3 separate regions of the Homo sapiens genome follow, and regions 2 and 3 are each linked to region 1. Evidence: chromatin contacts called from ENCODE Hi-C or POLR2A ChIA-PET data. All regions are on one chromosome and are shown on one strand. The core of a region is the stretch at or near the end of the contact, and the rest is flanking DNA. Distances in the headings are between cores, read along the strand shown.

Region 1 (3,483 bases), core at 600-3,099:
AAAAAATTAAAATGGGTCCATGAGAAAATAAAAATTTAATGTATCTTAAGTAGAGGATCTTGAGAAAGCTAAAAACTGCTTACCTAAACTGAGACATTACCACGGATTTGTAGCTAAGTCATTTAGAATAGACTTTATTTGTAAATGTAAAATGATACTGGCACCAAGATATGGTTGTGAAATAGGAAGTCTCCAGAAAATAATGAAAAATTATAAACCGTGCCCATAGACAATAGTCAGCAAAAACAGATTGTGGAAAGACAGGAAGACAGAGCTTATCCTAGTCATGGTACTGAGTGGAGAAAATCTCAGAATTGTGTGCACTCAAAAACTGTGCAGCCCTGTTGAAAACATTTCTTGTAATATTATCTTATAATAGTTACATCTACCTGCACACTGTCTCAAAATAACTTTAGTGTCACAATAATTTTGGTTGAGCTCAACAACGTTCTTTTATCTTTCTAAGCCATATTCATTTCTCAGGGATGATTACAGAATTGGTTAATTTGAAAGAGTTGTAGCATAAATATTGTGACTCATGAAATGTTTTTAGTACTTGTTTTAGACTTTCATTTCCTTTGGTCATGCTCTTGTGGGAGATTTAAGCAGTAATAGCATTTTCATTTTTCTTTCCTGCATTCCTTACCCATGAGAAGGTAATCTTTAATACACTGTTTTTACTTAGTAAGTTCTGGTGTTTTAAAGAAATGGGTTTTTTATTCAATCATAATTTATTGAACACCTACTAAGTGCCCAGCACAGAATCAGATGTTAATCTAACATAATTTTCCTTTTTTCAAATGGTCTTATTTGATTTTTTAAAAAATGGATATTAATGTACACTAGAATGGAGATTTTTGTTTACCAGTTATTTGTTGCTATATAAATGTGGGTTAAATTAGTTTTTCTTCCTTATACCACCAACCTTTCAGACTTTTAAAGGAATTACTGTAGAATTAAAATTAATAGATTCCTCAGTACTGGCCAAACTCATGGATTTGTGGCACTTCAGAATAATATTGGCTTTTAATGAACAGAATAGATTTGCATGGAAATGCCAGTTTCAGGGATAGAATTAGAGTTGGGATTTATTTTTTCCCTGAAGATCTGCTTCGAAAATTTGCCCCAGGTGATCTCTGTCCTTGTCCTAGGGTCACTCCAGAATTACCACTTTTTTCTGCTTGCGATTCATAAAGGTAAGAAGGACAAACTTAGTCTGTTTTGTAGTGGAATTGTTATTTTTTTTTAACCTTATCTTTTATTTTCCATGTAAAATTGCTTTTCCCTCTTTAACTACCTCGCATAGACAGGGCAGGTAGAGTGAATGTCAGATGAATTAAGGTAGCACTGAACTCCTTATTTAGCCTGTCAATAGCTGCATGATTGTTTTTGCATGAAATCCCAAGTTCGTATTAGCTGCTCAACTTTCAAACTTTAATGGGGAAGTCAGTCTTTATTCTTCAGTAGTGTATGATCCGTGAATTAAGTTTGTATTATGCCTTCTGTCCCAAAATTTCCTCTCTCTTAGCTTCTCCCTAGCCCCAGAGATCAGTTTCTCTGCATGTGTCAAACTTCCTTTTCTCTCCTCATATTTCATTCTTCCAGGATCTGTAATGTGTCCAAGTTCTCATAGCTCACTTAAAAATGGATGGAGTCCAGAGGGATCAGTGCCGACTTTTCATTAATCTATTAGAGCTTCACATTTACTGGCTTGCGCCAAGAGATGTGGGAGAGGAGGAAAATGAGTAAGATCTCACCTCCTGGAAAGGAGGGTGCCACTGCTTTTTCAGTGGTAGAGTTGCTCCCTTAAAGCAGACTCTCTCCCAGCTGAATTCTGAGCTGAGTGTTACAGAGATAAGTCAGCTTGAATCTGGAGGAGTGAGAGAGTTTGGCTAGGGCCCTGTGACAGCTTTGTGGTCAGGAAAGAATATGTAAATTCACTGAATTCCCAGGCATTTCAGCCCTAGAGGAGAAGGATTAGGGGAATCCAAGAGTCCTGACCTTACTGTGAGACTGAATTATAACTAGAGCCCTTTTTAACTAACACAGCTTGAGTTTCATATTTGAAATAACGCTTAAATCAAAATAGTCTCCACTCTTCCCATATACTGATGGGAAATTTATTAAATGTTAAAGTCTAATCTGAAATCAAATATAGCTTTAAATAAAACTATGCAACATCATTTAGTAGTGTTTATAACTTGAGTGATGACTGTCTGGGCTCAATAACCCAGATAGGAGAAGGAATTCCATGGCCCTCCTTCCCAATCCAGACCTGTCTGGAAGCATTTATTTGTACTAAGTTTTCCAGTCTGAAAGTCTGTGTCATTGTTTAGACTCTGTGTGAATAAACAGACAGAGCAATAAACTTCCTCTTCAGGTGAGGTTTATATCTTTTAAACTAGACTGTGGCCTCTAAGCCATGGCTTTCCTGTAGAGAGGCTGCATAATTCAGTTCTGCAGATGTTTTGGTGAGGCTTTACCATGTGCCCAACCTGCACTGTGTTCTTTTAGGCATAATGATAATTGCAAAGAAACATGGCTCCTAATGAAGTTGTAGTCATTTTTGGGAAAAGTGAGTCTGACACACATTAATTAAGATACCTACTTCAGAAAATCTTAAAATATGTATCATCGAGGGCTGGGCGCGGTGGCTCACGCCTATAATCCCAGCACTTTGGGAGGCCGAGACGGGCAGATCAGGAGGTCAGGAGATCGAGACCATCCTGGCTAACACGGTGAAACCCAGTCTCTACTAAAAATACAAAAAAAAATTAGCCAGGCGTGGTGGTGGGTGCCTGTAGTCCCAGCTACTCAGGAGGCTGAAGCAGGAGAATGGCGTGAACCCGGGAGGCGGAGCTTGCAGTGAGCCAGGATCACACCACTGCACTACAGCCTGGGCGACAGAGCGAGACTCTGTCTCAAAAAAAAAAAAAAATTATATATATATATATATATATATATATATATATACACACACACACACACACACACACACACAATCAAATGTCATCAGTTCAAGCAGATATGCGCTTTGTAGTCAGGAAGAGGAAAAATGAGTGTTGGCTTTAGTTTTGGGGGGAAGTTTGCTGAAATAAATTGGATTTAAGATGATCTGTGCAGAATGTGTTCACTTTTGGGTGCCAGATTTTAATAAAGTTATCATGGAGCTTCCTATTTGGGTATCAGGCATGACTTAACATCTAAACATCAATCCCTACAACCGTAGGCTAGGGCTCAGACCTAGAGTCCTCAATCTGGTCCGGCCTGCCTAAAACCCTTGTTTATTTCCCCAATATGCTGTACAAATGGTATTATTTACTCTGGGTGCATGACATGAATAATAGTTAAGTAGCACTGAATTAGAGGTATTTCTTTGGAAGGCAAAGGGTCTAGAAACCAGGTCTCTTGAGGAATAGTTGAAGGGCCTTGGCATATGAGCTTAGAGCCGAAAAGATTAAGGACAAACAAAATAGTTATTTT
Region 2 (3,436 bases), core at 393-2,892, 100 kb before region 1:
AGTTGGTTGTAAAGTTTCCGAGAGCGGCGTGGGCTGGTGCGAGTGAAGCGCGGGGCGGGGGAGGCGAGGACAGAAGCTCTCCTCGCGGCGTCTTTGTTCTGCTCTGGAGGAGAGACCTTGGCAAGGAGTCGCCGGGCGGGTGCAGGGACCTACCGCCACCACATTCCGGACCCAGCGGGAGCCCTCCTCTTAATGCCCCTCCCCCCGCAAGCCAACCCAGGACATAGCCCCCAGGTCCCCAAGGTTCCGTCTACCTCATCCTTCTACCCCCAAACTTCACCAACCCGAAAGGATTCCAAGTCTGGGATGGGGAGAAAGGAAAGAGGGTGGAGGCAAAGGTGCGCGACGGGCTGGATACCAACTGGAGGGTGGGTGTTCGCATTGAAATGTTTTTTTCTTTTGCCCTAGAAATTGCTTCCCCATGCGGGCCCCTACTCTCTCCCATTTCCCCCACCTCCCTGCTTTCTTTTTCTTCAATTCTAGTGGATCTAGAAGGAAAACGAGTGCTGCTCTGAGTCACTCAGCGAGCTAATGCTATGGCCCGAAGTTGGGATCAGGGTCGAGGGGTGGGGGACCATGTGGATGGGGTCCCAATTCTGGAGGTTGAGAATGACTGGAAGGGACCTGGGGAAGGGTCGGGAGCTGTTCCTGGTCCGAGACACCTGATTTGTCCCGGACAAGGCAGTGGGGGAGGGGAAGGAAAGAGGGGATGCTCGGCTGGGACGTGTCGCGGCAGGGGGTGGAGGATGAGGAGGCGGCCTGGGACCCCGAGTCAGATCTTTGGGGTGAGCACGAGGACGTGGTGTAGGGAAGAGGACGAGTGAGCAGCGCCTGGCTGTAGGGTCAGAGGGCGCCTGGTCATCCTGAGAGCCTTGCCTTCGCAGTTTGAGATTAGGGGAAGTTCGGGGCCTGAGAAGGTGGGCGCGATGCTGGAGCTGGGAATTCTTCCTCGGAGCCCCTGGACCGAGTTGCGCTGCGCCTGCAGCAACAGGTAGCCCCGAGGGATGGGCGGAGGCCCCGGCCGAACCCGGAGCTGGCCTTTGTCCTGCCAATTAGAGGGCTCTCCAGAGGGACAGCGTGGGTGGGGGTAGGTGGGGAAGGGCGGGAGAGGAGTTTCCTAACACTTGGAGCCCCTTTGAGTTGTTCTGTGTATTGGGTGGAGGAGGGTGAATCCGAGAGGAGGGAGGAGGGTGAATCCGAGAGGAGGAAGGAGGATGAAGAGCCTAGCCTGCGCCCCACCTCTGATTGTGTAAGCGCCTTTATCTAGGGTTGACCCCCTACCCTTTGCATTTTGTCTCTTGGGATGACGAAAAATGGACAGAAACTCGACGCCCAAGTGAATGTTTCACATTGATTGGCAGGGAAAGTGCAAACAAAGAGGTGCATCTCCGGGAAACAATGATTTTGGAGATCCCCTGCCCACCACCCCAGACTTGTGCGCGGTGCGGAGGGGGCCAGGGCTGGCATCTCCCGGGGAAAGTTTCGAGCCTGGCAGTGGGAGGAGACCGTCTGGGCAGAGTTGTGATGAACTGGGGACCGAGCAGCCCCAGCTCGCCTCGGAGGTTCCCGAGCCGGGCGGGAGATGCGGGGAGAGGGAGGGGGCGGGGAGGGAGGGGAGGGAGAGAGGAAGAAGGGGTGAGAGGGAGAAACCTGCCGCCGCTCGCCGCCTCTTTGTCTGCTCCGGGACTTGGAACAAAAGGGGGAACTCTGATGAACTCTCTTTCCTCCCCTCTCCCCCGGACGCCGGGGTATCTCCCTCTCGCAACTTTGCCGCCCCGACTTTCTCTGCTGTCAGGCCGGGAAAAAGTGTCCGAACGCCTCGTGGACTGCAGCGGGGGAAATGTCCCTTAAAAGTGCGACGAAGTGGGGAAGAAGGTGAGTGGGGACTGTTGTCTTGTTTACCTCTCTCCCCTCAACTCGCCCCGCTCCCCGCCCTTCGGAGGGCAGAGGAGTAGCCCAGTGGCAAAGTTTGGCTGGTAAATTGTACCTCCTTTCCCCGTTCCCTTCTCTTTTGTTCTTTAAAGAACTCGCGCAATTGTTTCATTTGTTTATTTTTAATAGGCAAAAGCCAAGTAGGCATTTATCTTATGTGCTTCTTTATATGAGGGGCTGGGGGGATGGGGAGGAGGGTTTCAAAAGGGTGGGGTGAGGGGGTATTGCTTCGCGTTCTTCCAGCTGCACTCATGTAGGGATGAATATGCAGAAATTGAGAGGGTCAAGTCCAGCCTCGCCCCCACCCTAGCCCTGACCCTGGTCATGCAAAAGAAAGCGATATGGATATGGGGGTCGTTTGTATAACTTAGCTGTCTGCAGAGCGCTCTGTAGATACCACGCACAATATAAAAACGCTGCAACAATGGAAGGAAGAAAGGTTTGGGTTGGAGGGGATTGGTCCCTTGTGTTAGCGGTCAAGGAGAGGTTTACAACAAACAGCTAAGAGTTCAGAAAGTTTTCTTCGGGGCTGAGATGGGGTGGAGGAAGCCACAGGTTACAGACTGTCAGAGATGCAGGGATGGAGGGGATGGGGCCTGGACCACTAGTTAGAGCCATCCCGTCCGCCCCTTTCAGTTTCACGATCCACCCGGAATAACCCAGGCAATCCTTGGTATCCGTCCTCACCTCTCTCACTTTCCATCACCCCCCGCCCCCAACCCCACTTCAGTGTGTTTGAATAGAAAGCAGAACGTGAGCCCCAGAAGCTCCTCTGACCCAGCCTTCCGCCCCGCCTTTTGTGTTTTAACCTTTTGTTTCTATCTGCCACGCCCGTCCAAAAGAGGGATGGCTGTTTCTGCTGCTGCGGGGTGAAGAGGCAGCGCAGTCCACTCCGTTTTTATAGGCTAAGGAAGACGCCCTAACTTTGTTTCCTAAGTAGCTTAACTTAGGAATGTTTCTAGGTTGGGTCATGCGCGAATGAGGGGAACACTCAACACCCAGTAAACGTTGCCACTTTAGGTACAATTTCTCCCAGCGCTTTTCCACTTTATACAGGAGTTGTTTATCCCATACTGTCATTTGGTTTGTAGAAAAAGCATTTTGGGGGCCGGGCGCGGTGGCTCACTGTAATCCCAGCACTTTGGGAGGCCGAGACATGTGGATCGCTTGAGGTCAGGAGTTCGAGACCAGCCTGGCCAACATGGCGAAACCCCGTCTCTACTAACAATACAAAAATTAGCTGGGCGTAGCGGTGCGTGCCTGTAGTCCCAGCTACTTGGGAGGCTGAGGCAGGAGAATCGCTTGAACACAGGAGGCTGAGGTTGCAGTGAGCTGAGATCGTGCCATTACACTACAGCCTGGGTGACAGAGCCAGACTTTGTCTCAAAAAAAAAAAAAAAAAAAGGAAAAGCATTTTGGAGACTGAAGTTGGGGGTTTATTGAAAGTGGGCAAATGTATGCCTTATCTGAGGTGATATCTAAATATTAGGAATATGCAGAATAG
Region 3 (3,592 bases), core at 1,070-3,569, 120 kb after region 1:
CTCTTGGCCTCAAGTGATCCACCCGCCTTGGCCTCCCAAAGTTTTGGGATTACAGGTGTGAGCCACATACCCAGCCCTGATTGTTTCTTTGTGGATGGTTGGGCTGTTTAAGAAACATGGATTTTTTTTTTTACTGTCTCCACTTAGAATTTTGTTGTTCAGGTCTTTTTCTATGAGTTCCATAGCAATATTTTGGCCATGATTCTTGCTTGGACTTGATATTTTTAGGCTTCGTGAGGATTTATCATTCTATCGTCTAGGCATCCTGCCTTCTGATCATTCTCCTTGTTGCTTCCATGCTGGAAGTGATGCTAGAGGCACAGGTCTGTGCAATTACTTCTACACCGTAGGTACCTGGGGTGCTTAATGGCAGAGACTGTATTTGTCAGTTGGTGGTTTAGACAAGTTACAGGTAAAACACTATGAAAGCCTCTGTCTAGATTCTTATCTCTCTTTCTCTAGCAGAATCAAACAGACAGAAATGAAGTTGAATGCTGGGAAGTCTTTGTTTAAAAAAGTGGTTGCTGTTGTCTAGAATCACAGAGACACTCAGAAGGAATTGGGACTGGATGTGGAGGAAAGACATCATAAAACTTTACATTGAAAGCCAAAGATGTGAAGTTAGGCCTAGTCAAGTGTTAATTCTGAAAGATCAAAACACATCATCCTGGACTGTGAAGGTGTGCCTTCTGTAAGTTAAATGGAATGAGATCTTCTTCAGTGCACCTGATGTCTTGGGAAGGGTGAGTTGAGGCGTGGTGGATGTGAAACATGATCTCATTATAAATGTTCCCATTTGTTTTATGTGTTCAGTTTGTTTTGTGCTATCTAGATAGGAAATCTAAAGGCTGAGAAAATGTCTGCTGTAGACATGGCAGTGATTCTTTGATACTAAATAGTTGGAGGGGAGCCGAGTGATTGCGTGACTTATTTTTAGACAATATAGGGACTCCCTTGCAAAGGGAGGAGTTGGGAAGAATAGACGTGTTAGGAACCAGGTTAGCCTGGAGATTTCTCTGGTTACCTGAAGCTGGAAAAATATTGGAAGAAGAAATTATTCAATGAGAACTCATGCAGACCTGAGTCTCCAGTTATGCCTAAGTGGCCATGTCAGATCTGTGAACCTCTCTGCTGGCTTCTTAACAAACCCATATTTTTACAAGGAAGATGATCTGGGTTAGAGGAATTATTAATTATATTTCAGCTCACAAATTCCTCTTTACTATCACCCCTTTAGCCCCATGTAAACTCTGTTAGGGTTTGGTTAAGTGTAGAAACTGATATGTAAGCAAGAGTAAGAAGATGAAGTCACTTATCTGGAAATTTCTTTAAACCTTTAATTATTGTAAACAAAAGATCTGGTCTCTTTGGAGCTGGTAGTAATGTCTTAGTTTTGTGGCTGTTAGTTTTTTGACTCTATCAGACTGAGTCATTGTTTTATTTGAAGATCTAGAATAACATCATCTACAAAGAAATGATTACAGTAATTGATCTTGATACTGCCTCCTCCTAGTTGTATTTATATAATTATCTAAAAGGGTTTTTAATAGAATTACTGCAACAAGCCTGAAAAAGTCTGTGCTAAGTGGTAACACCTTGAAACAGGATCAATATGATCCCGCCTTCAAGGGGCTTTTGGATTTGTCTAGCCTACTATATGGCTGAGTACTAGACTCAGTTATCCCATTCCTCAGCAAAAGAAACTACAGAAGTTTGAGGGAATATCAGACTCTTGGCACACAATTGACATTTAGTAAACACTTGATAGGCAGTTGGTAGTGGGTGGCAGCATTCACAGATGAATTCTGAAGTAGATGGTGAATGATGCTGAGATTTTCTTTACCAGTCCTGGTGACACTGCCTGAGCTCACATGATAAGATCCTGGTAGAGTAGCATTTATTCTTCTTTTGCAGACTCAGCTAAGAGGACTTTGCAGTTGAGGCTGAATCTTGATCCATGTAGTCCATTCCCGATGGTGCTATTTAGAAGGCCTTTTGTTGTCTGAGCAAAGTTGTCTTCCTGGCCTTACTACTGAATCTTGGCAAAGGATCAATGGGTAAGCCCCATCCTCCAAAGATCTCATATAACATAACTGGTATCAGGACACTGATTACATGCAAGCAGTTCCCACATGAAGAGCTTTAAAATTGAGATTTTTCTTTGAAATTTAAAAGAAGGTGGAATAAAAATGTGCTTGCTTTCCAACATAGATCGATTAGCTGGCACGGAGAGAACACCGGCCTTTGAAATCTATAGGCATCCTGTTGCAGGCCTGACCCAGCTGACCCTGGGAGATTAGTAATGGTCTGTGCAGCCTGCTCTGTCAGCAAGTCTGGCAGGGTGTGCACAGATGGTGCCAGTTGGAGAAAATCACTGCCGAACAGTGCACTAAAGCCTCTGCCTTGGCCATTCTGCCTTGGAGGAGGAGCCGAGAGTGAGACTGGGTGGTTTACAGACGTGTTCCTGCCAAATGCCTTGGAAGAGACCTCAGAGGATACCAGTCCGGGTTTAGGATGCATTTGCTGATTATTACTTAAGTAATGTTTTCTTGTCATAGCTTAGGCCTTCCTGAGTTGTTGGGCATCTGGGATTTTTACAGGGTCTGTGGCCTTGGGGTTGTTCTGAAAGGGAATTTGAAATGAGAACTGATCTCATTCCAAGGAGTCAAGCATAATGCAATACTTGTTTTCCTAGAGTCAATCAGCCTAGGGAAAATGCGAGTAGGCTGGAAGCGGGGAGGAGGAGGAGTCTGAGAGTTTGAGTAATCAACTTAACCCAGGGGTAAAAAGAATTTTATTATAGAAAGCAGCACACATGACCTCTGTCCTTCCAGCTGCCACCAGTTTCTGGGTTGTCGAGTGATACCCTGAAAGTTTACAGTCAACACTCCTTGTGTGGGGTCAGTCCTAGAAATGGCGACGCTGCTCTCCGAAGATAGGAAAGAAAAGGACCTCATTCCATTGAGCCATTGACCGAAATATTTTCTCAACAAAGTTGAACTGAGCTGAAACTGTAAGCCTGTTCTTCCTAATTAGACATTTTATTCTTTGAAAATTCTACTTGGAGTTGCGTTGAAAAGTCAAAGTTGAGGAAATGCATCTTTCTAAAATACTTCCCTCTGAGCTGTATTTCAACAGGTTGAGGACAGGCTGAAAAAATATTAATGTTGAATGAAAGATGTGAGGGTGTCTGGGTGTCTGTAATTACAGAGGGTAACTGAATCAGTGAGTGGACTTTTCCCATTCCCAACTTTTTTGGTATTCTTCCTGCCACAACTTTGTCTTTTAAGTCTCCATCCAGGTTAGTTCTGGCTTTGTAGTTCGTTACTGTTTAACAGACTTGTTTGATTCCTTTTGTGTTGTTTTATGAACTGTGGTGTTGTTTCACTCTGGAAGAATTTTCCTTGGAGATGCTGCTGCTGTGAAATGAGAACTTCTCTTTTGGGTTTTTGAATGACCACCCCCACCCAAAGATACAAAGAAACCTATCGTGTTCAGTGCACTCTAGTGCTTTTGAAATTGGTGTATGGGAGCATGCTCTGGAGGGAGAGCTGAGAGAATGAACAGGGCATTTGCCAACCTCACACAGTGA

What was found. A loop is a pair of places that touch in the nucleus more often than their neighbours do. ChIA-PET counts read pairs that join two places held with the same protein, here RNA polymerase II (POLR2A). Pooled maps may share reads with other maps.
Region 2: a loop to region 1 is called in a map of endothelial cell of umbilical vein, with 2.7 times the contacts of the local background. The contact joins the promoter of CASC15 here to the enhancer-like site in region 1. A Hi-C loop is called at or near these places in 4 of 168 maps with a recorded cell type or tissue (PC-9, endothelial cell of umbilical vein, mucosa of descending colon and 1 more) and 1 of 50 pooled maps. POLR2A ChIA-PET finds 5 or more read pairs at or near these places in 6 of 52 experiments (H1, HEK293, OCI-LY7 and 2 more).
Region 3: a map of endothelial cell of umbilical vein shows a loop between it and region 1 (7-fold over the local background). The contact joins two enhancer-like sites. A Hi-C loop is called at or near these places in 1 of 168 maps with a recorded cell type or tissue (endothelial cell of umbilical vein) and 1 of 50 pooled maps. POLR2A ChIA-PET finds 5 or more read pairs at or near these places in 4 of 52 experiments (A549, AG04450, IMR-90 and 1 more).

What each region holds. Positions count from the first base shown.
Region 1 is chr6:21,767,867-21,771,349 of GRCh38, forward strand. All of the region lies in intron 2 of CASC15 (cancer susceptibility 15), which reads left to right. Among named protein-coding and RNA genes, the nearest start is that of CASC15, 100 kb to the left of the region's middle. RefSeq lists enhancers at 1,583-2,196, 2,720-3,219. Within about 2 kb of position 1,850, at least 7 of the 41 ENCODE cell types and tissues checked have a DNase peak (open chromatin) inside an H3K27ac peak, as active enhancers do; they include IMR-90, PC-9 and endothelial cell of umbilical vein, where a contact is called at or near this core.
Region 2 is chr6:21,664,771-21,668,206 of GRCh38, forward strand. It overlaps CASC15 (cancer susceptibility 15), which reads left to right and starts at 1,643. Exons shown (of 12, transcript NR_015410.2): 1 at 1,643-1,875. LOC124901483 reads right to left here and starts at 1,290. Exons shown (of 3, transcript XM_047419653.1): 1 at 1,282-1,290; 2 at 877-1,045; 3 at 1-188. The coding sequence starts at 1,290. RefSeq lists a silencer at 908-1,202.
Region 3 is chr6:21,883,297-21,886,888 of GRCh38, forward strand. The region is part of intron 4 of CASC15 (cancer susceptibility 15); the gene reads left to right. Among named protein-coding and RNA genes, the nearest start is that of CASC15, 220 kb to the left of the region's middle. Within about 2 kb of position 2,320, at least 13 of the 41 ENCODE cell types and tissues checked have a DNase peak (open chromatin) inside an H3K27ac peak, as active enhancers do; they include IMR-90 and endothelial cell of umbilical vein, where a contact is called at or near this core.